Regions from separate parts of the Homo sapiens genome. Here region 2 is linked to region 1. A link is a contact called in ENCODE Hi-C data. All regions are on one chromosome and are shown on one strand. Each heading gives the region's core, a stretch centred on a gene start or an enhancer-like site at or near the end of the contact. The rest is flanking DNA. Distances are from core to core; before and after follow the strand shown. Region 1 holds the start of NDUFAB1 (NADH:ubiquinone oxidoreductase subunit AB1). Region 2 overlaps PRKCB (protein kinase C beta).

Region 1 (4,075 bases), core at 1,550-4,049:
AACCACTTTGTAAATATAAATAAAATGGTTCCTCTGCTATATATGCAAGCCAAGCCGCCATAGTGGAACATTTCTGAGCTCCTTGCCATTCAAAGCATGGTCCAAGGAACACCCGCAGCAGGATCTTCTGGAAGCCCACTGGAGGTGGAAACTCTCTGGCCCCTTCCCAGAACTGAATCAGAATCTGTATTCCAGCCTAAGTGATCTGTATGTCCAATCAACTGAGAATCAATGCTGTAAGAACAAAGACAGTCACTTCACATTTTAGCCCAATGTTGAAATCAATCTTAGGAACCAGACACTCATCAATTCTAACTACTGCCTTTTTAACCCTTATTTATTTATTTATTTATTTATTTATTTATTTATTTATTTATTTATTGAGATGGAGTCTGGCTCTGTCGCCCAGGCTGGAGTGCAGTGGCACGATCTCGGCTCACTGAAAGCTCTGCCTCCCGGGTTCATGCCATTCTCCTGCCTCAGCCTCCCGAGTAGCTGGGACTACAGGCGCCCGCCACCACGCCCGGCTAATTATTTTGTATTTTTAGTAGAGACGGGGTTTCACCGTGTTAGCCAGGATGGTCTCCATCTCCTGACCTCGTGATCCGCCCGTCTCGGCCTCCCAAACTGCTGGGATTACAGGCGTGAGCCATCGCGCCTGGCCTTTAACCCTTAATTTCAAGGTGACACTTTTCACCTTTTGATACAGCCAACAGGGCAGTGCCCAATGAATGAATCCATTACACTGTCAGTGAACAGCAACACTGGCTTCACAAAAGAAACACTTGATGACTTCTAAAAATAGTCGCCTAGTACTCACTTCTAGATTCTGTCGATCTGGCACGGGCTGGCTGGCTTATTTAAGACGGTCTGCCTCCCAGACTGGAGTGCAGTGGCATCATCTCAGCTCCCTAAAACCTCTGCCTCCTGGGTTCAATCGATCCTCCCACCTCAGCCTCCTGAGTAGCTGGGACTACAGGCGCGTGCCACCACGCCCGGATAATTTTTTGTATGTTTAGTAGAGACGGGGTTTCACTGTGTTAGCCAGAATGGTCTCGATCGCCTGACCTCGTGATCCGCCCGCCTCGGCATCCCAAAGTGCTGGGATTACAGGCATAAGCCACCGCGCCCGGCCTAATTTCTGTATTTTTTGTAGAGACGGGGTTCCACCATGTTGCCTAGGAGGGTCTCAAACTCCTGGGCTCAAGCGATTCGCCCGCCTCGGCCTCCCAAAGTGCTGGGATTACAGGCGTGAGCCACCACGCCTGGCCAGACACACTTATTTTTCACACTAACATGCAGTCAAGGTTGAAACCACTATTACCTGAAGTCTATGACTTTGAAAAGGGGTTTCATAACTTGACCTTGGGAGTCTATCCTACCTTAAGACGGTTATTTTTATTCCCAACTGCACTTCAGAGTCATCTGGAGAACTTAGAAAACAACAAAAAAAAGGCAGGGCGCGGTGGTTCACGCCTGTAATCCCAGCACTTTGGGAGGCCGAGGCGGGTGGATTGCGAGGTCGGGAGTTCAAGACCAACCTGGCCAATATGATGAAACCCCGTCTCCACTAAAAATACAAAACTTAGCCGGGCATGGTGGCGGGCGCCTGTAGTCCCAAATACTCGGGGGGGCTGAGGGAGGAGAATTGCTTGAACCTGAGAGGCGGAGGTTGCCGTTAGCCGGAGGTTGCAGTGAGCTGAGATCACGCCACTGCATTACAGCCTGGGTGACAGAGCGAGACTCTGTCTCAAAAACAACAACAACAACACCGAAATCACTGCCTCCCGGCGTTTCAGCCTCACGCAGATTTCATCAGCTCAAGCTATATACTACAGGTACAGTCGTTCCTTGGTATTTGCGCAGATTGGTTCCAGGACCCCCGACTATACCCAAATCCCCGCACACTCACGTCCCGCAGTCAGCCTTGCAGAATCCGCTTATAGGAAGAGCCTGCCCTCCTTATACGCGGGGCGGCACATCCCGTAAATACTGGTCGCGTTTGGTTGAAAAAAAATCCGCATATAAGTGGACCCGCGCAATTCAAATCCTTATTGGTCAAAGGTCACTTGGCTTGTTTCCTAGAATTACTTCCAGGAGTCCTGGACACAGGCAGAAGGTGCTGCAGGGAAGAGTAAGGACAGAACTGCAGAGAGAAAACCGCTCTGGAGAAGGCTGTAGGCCAGTGTGGCTGCCTCTTTGCATGCTGCTTTCACTACAATACGGTGACCGCTATTTTGAGACCGTACGAGGTGCTCTAGCCGCATTAACTCATCTAATCCTCATTGCTACTCCGCAAGGTAGAGACCAGGATCCCAATTTTGCAGGTGAGTGTGAGCCAGGCTAGGAGACTTGTCCAAAGTTTCGGTAAGCGGCAGCCCAGCAGTGCTGGACTCGAGTCAGTGCTCTTGCTCGTTATTACGAGGTCACCCGGCCTCCCGTCAGGGGTCAACTAAACACCTTTAGGCAGCGGGGCTGCGGAGCGAGCCGGCTGCCCCCCGGGTCACCCCTGCCTGCAGCTGGCGCGCCCCGGATGCCCGGCCCCCACCCCCACCGGGCCCAATCCCTGACCCTTGCCAAGCGGCAGCAAAGTCACCACGAGTCACCTGCGCGAGCACTAAGGCCGGCTGCAAAGTCCCGAGCCTCGTCTGGGTCCCCGCGGAGCAGAGAGCGGTGCTGAGAGGCCGGGCCACGGCCAGCATCCGGACCCGGGGCAGCGGCGCAAAGGCCGCGGGCAGGCGGCTGACATAGGCTGAAAGGACACGAGACGCCATGGCTACGCCAACCCAGGATGCACTGCGCCGCCGCCTCCGGACCAGGGTTCCTTTCCGGCGGCGCGCAGGCGACGCACACGGCAGCGCTGTCGGGCACCGCCGGCGGTGGCGGCCCCTGGCGGCTCCTGGAGGCACTGCGCCCTCGGAGCCCATCCAGGTTCGGGGACGAACAACTGCTTGGTGTCACAACTAAACTGTGCAGACGTCGCCGTCTTTCCCTAAACGACACGGCACGAGAAACCTACTTTCATTTTTTATCTGAAAGTTCTGAAATACATCTGTTTAAACGTTTGGGGCCGGGTGCGGTGGCTGACGCCTTTAATCCTAGCACTTTGGGAGGCCAAGGTGGCAGGACTGTTTGAGCTCAGGAGTTCAAGACCAACCTGGCCAACACGGCAAGACTCCGTCTCTATTACAAAAAAGATTAAAAGAAAAAAAGGACAAAGTTTTGATTCCACAATTCTTCCACAAGTATTAACATTTATTGAATAGGTAAAAAAATATATATAATAATGTGAAAAAATAATCAATTTCAATACCTAAGACTAATAAATGTGAGAATTACGATTAAAACAATATACATGTTTTAAAACTTGACAGTGTATAATATAGCTGTCAGGTCCACGACTATGCCAACTGTCATGCCCACAGCCAGGTTCCAGCCCATATCGAGGTCTGAGGGGAGTGGGTGGATGAACAGATAGCTGAAAGAACACTCAGGGGACGGTAGGCAGGTGAAAGATGATTTTATTCAGCAGCAGCTCTCATCAGCAGCTTACTTACACTAGTTCTCTCACACTGTCTGCCTTGTCTCAGCTGCTTAGTCCCATGGCTCCCCCACACAACTGCGAGGCTGGCTCTCCCTTGCCTTCAGGGTCAGCAGCTTAACTCTCTCTCAGCTGTGATCTGGCTCCCCCTGTCTGTCTGCAAAGACTGACAGCTCTGGCTCTCTCTTTCTCTGGGCACGAACGCCTGTACAGTATCAGCAGGGCAATTATACCTTTTACAGAAAATAGTGGCTTAGAGCCAAGTGATGACCTTCCCATGTTATGCCTACATGGCTGTGATAACAAGTGGAGTTATACGCCTCTGTCTAAACTTGCTGAGTCACGCAGGATGTAAACATCTTACCTTGGCCTATCCTTGACCAAAGCACAGCCATGTTCCTTACAATAGCTAACAAAAATAGGTAAGCGAGGGAGGAGTTTAAGAAGGCTAATTCCTATTTCTAAGCAGGGAGCTAAAGGATATTGACTGAAATGGAAACACACGGGATAATGACTCCAAATTCTGAAATCTGC
Region 2 (4,444 bases), core at 1,331-3,830, 440 kb after region 1:
CTCAGTGGGCTAGGCTACCTAGCCTCCGTGCATGCACGGAGGTCACAGGGTCCTGAGTTTCTTAGGAGGGCAAGTCCCATTGGCAGCCACACTTCAAGTCTCTACTTGTGTCTTTTGCTCCTGATCCACTGGTCAAAGCAAGTGGCATGTGAGATGCACAGTCACAGTGTGGGAAGGGGCAGTCCATGGCTGTTGACACCCAGAGGCATGAACAAATCATGGGCATTTCTGCAGCCATGCACCACCACTGTTTTCAGCATTGAGATGTGGGGCTGATGCATTCTTTGCATGGAGAAGACCTGTGGCCCTGCAGCACCCACAGGTTTGTGCTGGAGGAGGAAAGAGCATCATTCTCTGGCCAGGATGTGGTAGGAAAGGCAGGTGGGGTAGGACTCCTCTTTATGAGGCCAAGGCCCGGATGGCCTGTGGGGCAGGGGAGCAGACAGGCTTTGAGAGCTATGGCCACAAAGCTACAGGGACACTGGAGGTGCTGGTGGCTCCCACAGACCTGTTGGTCTGCAGCAGGCTGGGTGTCATGAGGCTAGTGGTACTGCTCTCCCAAGGGTCCTGAGGCCCAGAGGACAGAGGGAGAAAGTCATAGGGCAGAGAGTGACAGAGAGGACTGTGAGGGTGAATAAGGGTGGTAGGGAGCAAGACAGACAGCAAGAAACACACATGCATAGACAGACACAGATGCAGGGGAAAGATGGACACATGCAACCCTAACACAGGGAGGAATGTGGGGCGTGGAAGCTACAGAGAGACTCAGCTAGAGAGAGACTCAGGCAAAAGGAGGGACAGGCAGACACACAGACCAACAGATAAGCCAGGTGCAGTGGTTCACTCCTGTAATCCCAACACTTTGGGAGGCTGAGGCGGGTGGATCACCTAAGGTCAGGAGTTTGAGACCAGCTTGGCCAACGTGGCAAAACCCAATCTCTACTAAAAATACAAAAATTAGCCAGTCAAGGTGGTGGGTACTTGTAATCCCAGCTACTTGGGAGGCTGAGGCAGGAAAATCACTTGAACCCAGGAAGCAGAGGTTGCAGTGAGCTGAGATCACACTACTGCACTCCAGCCTGGGTGACAGAGTGAGACTCTCAAAGAAGAAGAAGAAGAAAAGATAAAATGATTGGCATGGACACAGAGAGAGACGCCATTACACAGGCTCATGCAGAGGTATAGAGATGGAAAGACCAGAGACAGAGACAGAAGCACACATGGAGAGCCACAGAGAGACACGGAGGAGAGAGGCAGAGAGACACAGTTGGAGAAAGGGAGAGACAAAGAGGCCAGAGACAAGTGCAGAGAGTGGAACAGACCGATTCACAGACACGGCCAAGGCAGTGAGCCACGTGCAGAAGTGGGACAGCAGAGACAAGAGACATGCAGCAACGTGGAAACAGAGAGACAGACACAGAAACATGGCAAGAGCCACAGGGGGACAGTGAGGTTGGAGCCTTCTGCCTGCAGGACACCAGCTCCTCTTACCACACATGGGGCCCTAATATAGGGACAATGTCCCTGCCTCAGAGACAGTGGTGGGTGGGAGCTCAGGCTGGTGCTCAGGTCCCAGAGGGCTCTCCCTTCCCTCCCCACAACTCATTTCTAGTTTTTGTAATAGGCCTGCTGCCTCCTGGGACTTGGGTGGTCTGAGAAGGGTCCCTTGCCCCCAGATCCCTTGAAATAGGGGCCCATGGGGTGACTTGGCCTCTCCTTCTGGCTTCTCCAACTGGAACTAGCGTCCCCCTGGAGAATCCTGGGTGCCTGGCACACCTTCCTGGAGTGGGGCATTATTGCTCAAGACCTAGAAGAAATCACCCACCACATTGAAATAGACACAGATACTCTACGGAGGAGTGCGCAGAGGGAGTGGATATCCTATAACATGAGAGATGGCCGAAGGCCAAATTCAGTGTATAGGCACATTTTATCCACCCTGCCCTGGCTCTAAATCTTTTTCCTTGTAATTAATTATGGTGGACACTATGGCCAGCCCAGACCCCCTCTTCATGGTCCCACCCCATCCCCTAGCTGTGGTTCACAGCAGTGCCCCATCCTGCATAATTGCCCAAGATAATGCCTCTTCCAGGGAGACCAGATGATTGTGGTGCCCAGCCCTCTTGTCTCAGTTTGGAACAACTCTGAAGGGTCATCTCAGCTCTGGGCTCCCCCTAACATCAGCTTTGATTGCATCCACGTGGCAAACGAACTTCTCCCCACAAGAGCACTCCCCAAAAACCTTGTGCTCAAAACTCCCCGTCTCAGACTCTTTCCAGGGAGCCCAACCTATTAGCTGTTAATATTTAAAAATCAGAGCTGTCACGTACACATCGAGATTCCTGCATACGTTGAGAAATGGGGAATGTTTTTGCTCTGTTTCCCACTTGGCTTGGCCAAGTCCCTGCCACCCCCTTAGCTTTCCTCACTCATGTGACCAGCCAGCCTGTGAGCATTGAAGTTGGTGACTCTGGCTTCAGAGCCTTAAGGGGTGTGGGGTGTGCTTGCTTCAGACTGCACCCTTGGCTGTGGGTGGGGAACAGACAAGTTCTACCTCCTTTGCCCATCAGGGTTCAGGGGGAAGAGTTGGAAAAGCCCTTCTGATGAGATCCTGGCAGGCAAGTTGGTCTCAGCCAGGCTCGTGTGTCTCAGCTGTCTCAAAGGAGGGAAACAGGAAGGGCTCAGCGGTCTTGGGTGGGGCAGATGTCTGCAGCCCCCAGCCTGGGCCAGCCTAAGCCACATCCCCTCTCTCTGCCCTCACAGCCTGCATGATGAATGTGCACAAGCGCTGCGTGATGAATGTTCCCAGCCTGTGTGGCACGGACCACACGGAGCGCCGCGGCCGCATCTACATCCAGGCCCACATCGACAGGGACGTCCTCATTGTCCTCGGTAGGTGGCCCTGGGGCTCCACTGGCTCCTGACCTTGCTTGACCTGTGTGATTGAGAAGGGGAGGGTGGCGGAGGGGTGGGGCAGTCCAGTGGAGGGGTGGGGCAGTCCAGGGACGGGGAGGGGGTGTGGCACTGCTTCTGCCCCATGCCCTGCCCATGACAGCCCCTCCCTGCAGCAGGGGGATCTTTAGAAACTGTACACCCTCAAAGCTTCGTCCATCAGCACCCCAGGCTGACTTGGGTTCAGAGAGGAGACGTCTGAGTTCCTTGGACTTCTAACTTCCTCAGGATCCTCCACTTCCCTTCTCTCCTTCTCATTTCCCACTCTTTTTTAGTAATCTTTTGGGATGGGTAGTTGCATTTCCTTTACTCAGATAGCAGAGAAGGGAAGCTTGCTTCTTCCGCAAACTTTTCCAGCAGGAAAAATGGAGTCTTGATGATAAACCCCAGATTTGGAGAATATAATATCTTGGGAAGGAGGAGGGTTGGAGGGTGCAATTCAGGGGCTTTCCACATATTTGAAATATTTCTTTCTTGAACCTGATGGTGGCTATGCTGTAATTTTATTATTCTCTATATTTTCTGCATGTCTAAAATATTTCATGATAATTAGAAAGCAGGATGGTACAGTCTCCTGGGAGATGCAGTGAGAGGAGGAGCTGCTGGTGGTGGTGGTGGTGGTGGTGGTGGGGCTGTCACTCATGTATCCCAGCATTCAAGACATACCTGGCTCTGATATGGGAAGTTCAAGCAAAATTGGAACTCAGCAGCACTGGCTTGAGGAATACTCAGCCATAAGCCCCGGTATAACCAGCACTGAGCTGGCTGGGAGTGGAGCTAAAACTTTGCAGGAATTTCTTCTCAAAGGCTAGTGACAAACTACTGTGGACTTTATATATCTAATGAATATAAATAAGGGTTTATGAGTTGGTAACTCAGGAAATTGATCATGGAAGAGATTAATTTTGCAAAAATTAGTGTTTCTGAGGCCTCAGACTGGTTCAGTAGCTCTGATGCATTGAGCCCTGGGTTGCGGAGGGGCTTTACGTAGATTGTGTAAAAGCTGAAAAATACTTATCCCTGTACAATATAATTCTTTTAAACTTGAGATTTCGTGAAGCCCAGTGAGATTTTAGAAAATGTGCAATCCATTGCATTATGTTTTCCTCCAAGTGGTCGCCTGCCTCCCAGTGTGATGCTTGGGGGCCCCAGGGGAAATCCCGCAGTTTCAGGTTCAAGGGAAGCCAGTTTTCCCCACTGATTGAGGTTCCCGATGCTGGTGAGACAAATATGAGACTCTGCTTCCCTCTGGTGTCATTCTGTGGGAAATACACTCGTTCCAAAGCATGACTGCGGGCAGCCAACATTTATGGGCCGCATGGGATGTGCAGTGCTCTAAACCTTACGTGTTATCTCTTTCCACCTTCACAACATTGTGAAATCTCTATTATTCTTGTTTGAGAGGGAGACTCCATCTGTTGCCCAGGCTGGAGTGTGGTGGCGCCATCTTAGCTCACTGGAACCTCCACCTCCCGGGTTCAAGCGATTCTCC

Evidence for each region. Hi-C counts contacts between places; a loop is a spot of excess contacts on that map. Pooled maps may share reads with other maps.
Region 2: a loop to region 1 is called in a map of chondrocyte, with 5 times the contacts of the local background. The contact joins the enhancer-like site here to the promoter of NDUFAB1 in region 1. A Hi-C loop is called at or near these places in 1 of 168 maps with a recorded cell type or tissue (chondrocyte) and 7 of 50 pooled maps.

The regions. Positions count from the first base shown.
Region 1 is chr16:23,593,517-23,597,591 of GRCh38, forward strand. It overlaps NDUFAB1 (NADH:ubiquinone oxidoreductase subunit AB1), which reads right to left and starts at 2,800. Exons shown (of 5, transcript NM_005003.3): 1 at 2,607-2,800. The coding sequence starts at 2,774. RefSeq lists silencers at 536-712, 2,458-2,547.
Region 2 is chr16:24,032,656-24,037,099 of GRCh38, forward strand. It overlaps PRKCB (protein kinase C beta), which reads left to right. Exons shown (of 17, transcript NM_002738.7): 5 at 2,764-2,892. Among named protein-coding and RNA genes, the nearest start is that of MIR1273H, 170 kb to the right of the region's middle. Within about 2 kb of position 2,581, at least 6 of the 41 ENCODE cell types and tissues checked have a DNase peak (open chromatin) inside an H3K27ac peak, as active enhancers do.